Linked DNA regions of Homo sapiens: region 2 is linked to region 1. A link is a contact called in ENCODE Hi-C data. All regions are on one chromosome and are shown on one strand. The core of a region is the stretch at or near the end of the contact, and the rest is flanking DNA. Distances in the headings are between cores, read along the strand shown.

Evidence for each region. Hi-C counts contacts between places; a loop is a spot of excess contacts on that map. Pooled maps may share reads with other maps.
Region 2: a loop to region 1 is called in a pooled map, with 2.3 times the contacts of the local background. The contact joins two enhancer-like sites. A Hi-C loop is called at or near these places in 1 of 168 maps with a recorded cell type or tissue (ascending aorta) and 4 of 50 pooled maps.

Annotation. Positions count from the first base shown.
Region 1 is chr6:139,532,532-139,536,042 of GRCh38, forward strand. No RefSeq gene overlaps it. Among named protein-coding and RNA genes, the nearest start is that of LINC01625, 60 kb to the left of the region's middle. RefSeq lists a cis regulatory region at 1,557-2,395. Within about 2 kb of position 1,725, at least 16 of the 41 ENCODE cell types and tissues checked have a DNase peak (open chromatin) inside an H3K27ac peak, as active enhancers do; they include ascending aorta, where a contact is called at or near this core.
Region 2 is chr6:140,077,578-140,081,088 of GRCh38, forward strand. The region is part of intron 1 of LINC02941 (long intergenic non-protein coding RNA 2941); the gene reads left to right. The region is part of intron 2 of LOC107986652 (a long non-coding RNA gene); the gene reads right to left. Among named protein-coding and RNA genes, the nearest start is that of LINC02941, 100 kb to the left of the region's middle. Within about 2 kb of position 1,819, at least 8 of the 41 ENCODE cell types and tissues checked have a DNase peak (open chromatin) inside an H3K27ac peak, as active enhancers do; they include ascending aorta, where a contact is called at or near this core.

The DNA.
Region 1 (3,511 bases), core at 475-2,974:
TTCTCCTGCCTCAGCCTCCCAAGTAGCTGGGACTACAGGTGCTCACCACCATAACCGGCTATTTTTTTTTTTTTTTTTTTAGATGGAGTCTCATTCTGTCACCCAGGCTGGAGTGCAATTGGCGCGATCTTGGCTCACTGCAAGCTCCGCCTCCCGGGTTCACGCCTTTCTCCTGCCTCAGCCTCCTGAGTAGCTGGAACTACAGGCGCCCGTCACCACACCTGGCTAATTTTTTGTATATTTAGTAGAGATGGGTTTTCACCGTGTTAGCCAGGATGGTCTCGACCTCCTGACCTCGTGATCCACCTGCCTCGGCCTCCCAAAGTGCTGGGATTACAGGCGTAAGCCACTGCGCCCGGCCTAATTTTTGTATTTTTAGTAGAGATGGGGTTTCACCATGTTGGCCAGGCTGGTCTCGAACTCCTGACCTTATGATTCACCCACCTCGGCCTCTCAAAGTGCTGGGATTACAGGCGTGAGCCACCCAGCCCAGCCTTAACCTTGTCTTTTAAAGGCAGGGTTTGACACATACTTGGTATGAGAATGAAGGGTAGCGTGAATAAAAAGGAATAAGGGCCTTCCATTCAGAGGGACTGATTCTAGACTTTTGTAATGACTGCATTTTGGGTGAAACCTTTGTAAATTGAGACAAAAATGCCTGAGTTTGTCTTAAAAATTTTTATTTATTTTAAAAAATTCACCTCGATATTGGAAAAGATAAAGGTGTTAATGTGTACTACTCCAGCAGTGAGGGAAGGTTCTAGAATGCTCCCTGGTTGTTGCCCTCATACTTTGGGATGTTATGCTGATCCCTGCACCTTAAGTTCAAATTCCAGTTTCCTTGCTCAACTTGAACAACATGCAAGAGTTGGCTGTAAGGGCTGTTTTTTTATTTTTTATTTTTCTGCTTGGTTTTGTTTTGCTTTGTTTTTTAACCACGTAATTAAAGAATTGTGGATATAGATTAACTTCTCGCCCACTCTATCCCCTCCCGTACTGTTTTAACTAACAGGGACTAAGCACCATGGTCCTTTGATGGATTTCCTATTTTGATGGTAAAATCCTTGTTTTTCTTACAAAAAATATCTTCTCTGCTTCTGACAAAACTCTAATCTTGCCCTTCTGACTCCGAGTCCCTGCATGCCTCTCTTCCATGTTTCAGGAAGGAACAATTAGGCAATCCTGCCATGTTTCTTCTGAAAGTAGCAAAAACAGTGACTTCAAGAGCCCTTATGCTGAATCATGACATAGATATTTTTTTCTACACCACCCGGAACACTTTGAATTAAAGCAGGAAGCCTGATTCTAAGCCACTATTGCACTAAGCCCTGGAAAGAAAGAAGTGTGGAAGAAGGGAAGAGGATGGAAGAAAAACAACCTTTTCTGAGTAAAAAGTTTAGTCTTTCTTCCAGTGTACAGTTTAAAAATGTGGGCTCATTGGAATGAATTTGAAGGTTAGGTTACAATTTGCTTACAGCAGATTTTACGATTAAACTCATTGAATCAGCCTTTTTTTAACCCGTTAAGTGACGTATACATGGGATTAAACAGAATGAAATTCAGTTGTTTCTCAACTCACTCTCCTAGCCTCACATCTGTCAAAATCATTGCTGTTTGATTTTCTTTTCTGCAAAGGCCCCCGAGACACATTTGCCTTTAAGCGCTTGGGCACTGGTGGGAGCTGCGTGTTCTGGGTGTCTTTAAGTGCACTGGGCTGGGCTAGGCAACGCAGCTCGTGTGTCCCGGGAAAGCTGCAGTCTGCTGAGTGTAAGATACACACCCAGACCACACCTTCAGAGCCATGCAAAGCTGGAAGGAGACAGAGATAAGGTACACTGAAAGGAAGAAAGAAACTCCTCTCTCCAAGCTGCATCTGCTTGCTCAGGTGAGAGTGCAGTGCCTTGCCATTTTATTTTTCTTCTGATGAAAGAAAAGTGGCACTTGGCCTGCTCCTCTCAGTCAAGGGTTAAGAGCCATTTCTTCCTAGAGAGGTTTCCTGATACCCACTCCTATCCAGCTCTGACTTCCTGGCACCCCCCCTCAATGGGCTGCTCTTCGTCTTCTTTCTTTGTAGCCAGCTAGTGTACCACTTTCTCAGTCTCTCTCTCGACTGGGGAGTCCTCCTTCTTGACACTGGACTCCAGGAGTCTTGGAATATCTTTGCAGCCTCATGTCTAGCACTTAGTAGATGCACGATTGTTAATCGAATGAGCAAACAAACTGTGGGAACCCACAAAGCTGTTCTGACTTCCTGACTGCCCTGGTAAGCTAAATTTATGTTGCACCAGATAGGCCAAGCCTAACACTTCTTAAAATAGGAGATTCTTTGAAAAAGGGAGGGGAGTGAGGAGAGGAAAACAATGATAGAAGTGGTCTCCTGGTAAACAGAAGTAAGAGCCTTTGAAAGGATCAACAAATAAAAACAAGCTGATAATCTCTGTTTGGCTGCAAATACAGTATTCTAAATCCAGATTAGGTGCTACCTTACTTTATCAGTGTGGAGCATTCACAAATGCAGTTGTTCCAGTTTCTGCACGTATTTCTTTCCCTTTCAGTTCTGTGGTACAGTTGAAGCCATCAAAATGTTAGTATGATCTATACTAGTTATCTGGAAAGTTTTTAACTGCATCCTATAAGTAAAAAATTTATCAGCCCACATCTTCTCTTTTTATATAGCCATCAATTATCTGCATGCACTTCTGTGTTAGCATATCATGTACATTATAAAACATTATATATATATATAAATTAAAAGAAGATGATATAAAAACAGAAATAGAAATTCCAGGCCGGGCGTGGTGGCTCCCGCCTGTAATCCCAGCACTTTGGGAGGCCAAGGCAGGTGGATCACGAGGTCAAGAGATCAAGACCATCCTGGCCAACATGGTGAAACCCTGTCTCTACTAGAAATACAAAAAAATTAGCCAGGTGTGGTGGCGGGCACCTGAAGTCCCAGCTACTTGGGAGGCTGAGGCAGGAGAATGGCATGAACCCGGAAGGCGGAGCTTGCAGTGAGCCAAGATCATGCCACTGCACTCCAGCCTGGGAAACACAGCGAGACTCCGTCTCAAAAAAAAAAAGAAAAGAAATTCCAATATTTTCTCCCCAAGCCTGAGCAGATCATTGTTGCACCCTATGTGGGTGAGCTGGAGGCTGCCGCTATAGGCATGACTTTTGCCACCTGTAACTTAATGATTTGGGCAAAATCAGAGCTCCCCTCCTTTGAACTCTTGCAGGGGGATAGGTGGGATAGTGATGTGACTGTGGGCTACTCATTATGCTTCTCTCTGCCTCAGTTTACCTCTCCTTATATAGCCTTGTTTATCTTACAGAAATGTAGAGATTAATGGATGATATACCTCATTCTGGACTTTAAGAGTGAGGTCATTGATTTGACATATTGTATATTAATTCCTTCTAATCTCTTCTATTTTCTGGGAAAATTCTATTATTTCATTAAATAGTGTTGCTTCTCCCATTAAATAGGGGGTAATATTGTCATCTTCATCTT
Region 2 (3,511 bases), core at 569-3,068, 550 kb after region 1:
CTGGACATTTGAAAGTTTGATTTGCAATCATCTAAACTCCTAAAAAACAGAGGTCTCTTTCTAACATTGATTTACTCTCAGAGGGTCACTCATAAACATATTCATTACAGGCACACTCCACGAATATTCAATAATACATCAATCACTAAGCTGTTTATGTTAAGAGACACAATTGAAATTGAACAATATAACTCAATAAAATTACTGGTCTTTTTATTTATTCATCCAAATCCTAGTTGCTCAGTCATTGTAAACAGATCCATTGGAAACAATTCACTTTTCTATTGTTTCAGGATTGATCTTCTCAAACACATGATTATTCTTAATTCAGACAAAATATTTCATTTCTTTAAGTACACCAGAAGGAATTAGAGCCAGCTGAATGCAATAAGAGAAGAGGAAGGAAGACGCTCAGTAAAAGGAAATCAAACCTGTTTACAAGTCTGGATCTAAACACTTGTGAGATTTGTGGTTTTGGAAACTACGTTCATATGTTAGAGGAGAAAATGATGAATACTGGATAAACATGGGTTTAAATGGCCTAGGCCAGATTCTTATTCCTCTTTGCACCCTAAGTATCTCTTTTAAACAAAGAGTTTCACTTAATTTCAAAAAGACCACATGCAGACAAAAGATCAATGAACAGCAGAGTGACAGAGAAATTCAATTTTTCCGAGAATGTTGATATATCTACCATCCAGAAGACAATTTAAAATATGGAAGCACTCATAAAAACAATTAATGTATGTAGTCATCATGAGATACACCAAATTATCATCTCATACTAGTGGTAAATCTTGGTTTCCTAAATCTGTTTTTTGTTTCCCGTTCTTCCACTTTGAATATATGATACTGCAAATATGCTAAACAGGGCCCTTGGGCAAATTAGAAACAGAGGTTGGCAAAAATATTAGGAATTTTTTTGTTTCAATTTAAAATGTGTTTTTTTAGAACGTAAAAAACTTAATATAAGTGTATTCTGGAATCATAAGGATGAACATCAACTAAACGAGTCCTGTCCTGGAACTCTAGTGCCCTTTGGCATATGTATTTATTTATCTACATTTTAAACTTAATAATTTTTTAAAAGTATGAGGACAGCTGGGTTGAAGCTATTCAATATGCAGTCATTTTGGATCAATGTGACTTCAAGTGATGGGTTACCAGAAAAGATGCTGGACTGTAAGAGTTTTTGAATTTGTGGGCTTAGGAATTTTGATGACTAAAAAAATAAAAAAAAAAGGCTAAAGGGAATTGGCATTTAAATTCCATGTGGCTGAGCTTTTTAGTTGCATTCAGACACTTCTATTTTTATTTCTTCAAGCTGGGCCTGTTTCCAAGAAGGAAGCTGTGGAATTATTGCTCTTACTCCCACATTTAGTGCAATCCCTTACAATACTAAGGATAGGTCAGATTTTTGCCCGTCCCCTGCATTAAACCTACAAGTAGATCAGATTTCAGGATAAGCAACAAGCAAAAAAGGACAAAAAAATTTCAAGTGAAACATTTGAACCAGCTTGACTTGAATTAGGGTCGAATCAACTGCATAATCTAATGTTCATAGAGTGCTTTGTCTTTAGAACCTGGCTGGTTTTACCCTATAACATTTAAGTTATTCTTCCATTTATTCTTTTTCTTCTTCTCTTCTTCCTTTTATTTTTATTACCCCACTGTGTTCCTATACATTTAAAAGGTTAGCTGTTTTTGTTTTATGCAATGGAAAAACTGTTGTTGAAGTTTTAGCCTTGAAAAGCACTGACTGTACCTAAAAACGGAAAGAAAGCACTCCTTTGCCTTGCCTCCCATTGGTTGTTTGGAAACAGCTGTTTGACGCCAAGTTTGTACTTCACTCTTATCAGCTCATTTGGTGAGATCAGAATGTGCCTGAATAACTCTGAAGGTTAAAATATGTTGACTGAATTTTCTGCTGCCACCATTCAGCAGCAGCTAGGCTATGCCTCTCATGATCATGACACGTAGTGGAAATTTTCCTGGCTTCTATACATCATCATCTCTGCCTGGTGAGTGTCATACTGAGGATGAGCACAGCAGGACGGCCTGCCAATGGGCCTGACAGAGCTGGCCTACGAACATATGGAATTGTGCTTCCAATGGAAAGCACACTATTTGCATTGACTTGTCATCATTCAGGGACCAAATTTTTTATTTTTGCCTTTTTATCAACCATTGGTGTCTTGTTTAGGGCATCTATAACTTTTTTTTTTTCAGAGAAAATTGGGCATTACGATTTTCTTACTCAATCTCATAATCATTTTAAGCATTCCAAAAATTATACTCCACTGGTCCTGACTGCTACTTAAATTGTATGCGTTCTTTCCAGTCCTTATTTACAATTTAACTCCAAATGCTTCATAGTACAAACAGAAGAGCCTTTGATTTTGATTTTTTTAATCATTCAATCTTACAGAATTGAATCATGCCATATTGTTATTTTTGCTCAGCAATTAGAAAATACTCACTGTCCAACAGTCCAAGAACTTTTAAGTATTACAAAATCCTTTTCCGTAATCTCATGTTAACAATACAGCCTTAGTTTAGAAGCATTTTCTAAAAGATGTTAAGCATTAACCTTGTAATTTGTGGTGTGCTTATATTTATCGCCAAATAATTTGCAGCATTTTGTCAGTTATTTATCTAGTTATTTATATGTTTATCTGATGCCTATGCTGAAATATTCAAGGGCTTTTACAAGTGTGCTGTGTTAGCAGAAAATACTGTTCAAGGGAGAAAAAAATATTCTTTTTCACTTGACTACTTCAATACAGCAACTACAGTAGTTACTGTATGACTTATTGAACAACCATTAGAAGGAAAGAGATGAAATAGATCAGCCAATCCCCTAAGTCATAGATACTGAATATCTACTTCGTGTGGGTTTATGTCTAAGATATCATGGGAGCTCCACAAAATATATAACTGTTACCCAAATGGCAAAATAGTGAACTTGGGATCAACATAAATTTTAAAAGGCTTGTACCTAATTTTTATTCTTTTTTGTTCCTCAAGTTCTTTTAAACTTAGAGCTTCCCTGGGCCTCAACCAGTGCCAGCTGGGCAAAAATTCAATAACCTATGTGGAGATCATTATTGACCAAACATGTTATCAGATTTAGATGGTTTGATATGCAATTATTCTGAAGACCAATTAAATATCACACACTGTGGTCATTAATAGACAAAATTGTATTCTTATATGAATGATACATCTTAGTTTCCCATATCTGTTTTCTCCTTCCAGTATATATTTTTTGAATAAATATTAAAAACCTGCCACATGGACAAACCATGCCAGTGTTTCCTTTTCATCATATACAGTTATTTGAAGAGGTTGGCATTAATCTGTGAATTCTCCATCTAGCTCATCAGGAAATAGCTGCAAAGAAGGAATTATCAAATAGTTACCTTGGTCCCTGTGGGAAGAGCGGGGCTCCTTATGGGGAAGATGGGAGAGACAAATTTAGGAAGAAGAACTGAGAATTGTTTTTTCTTCC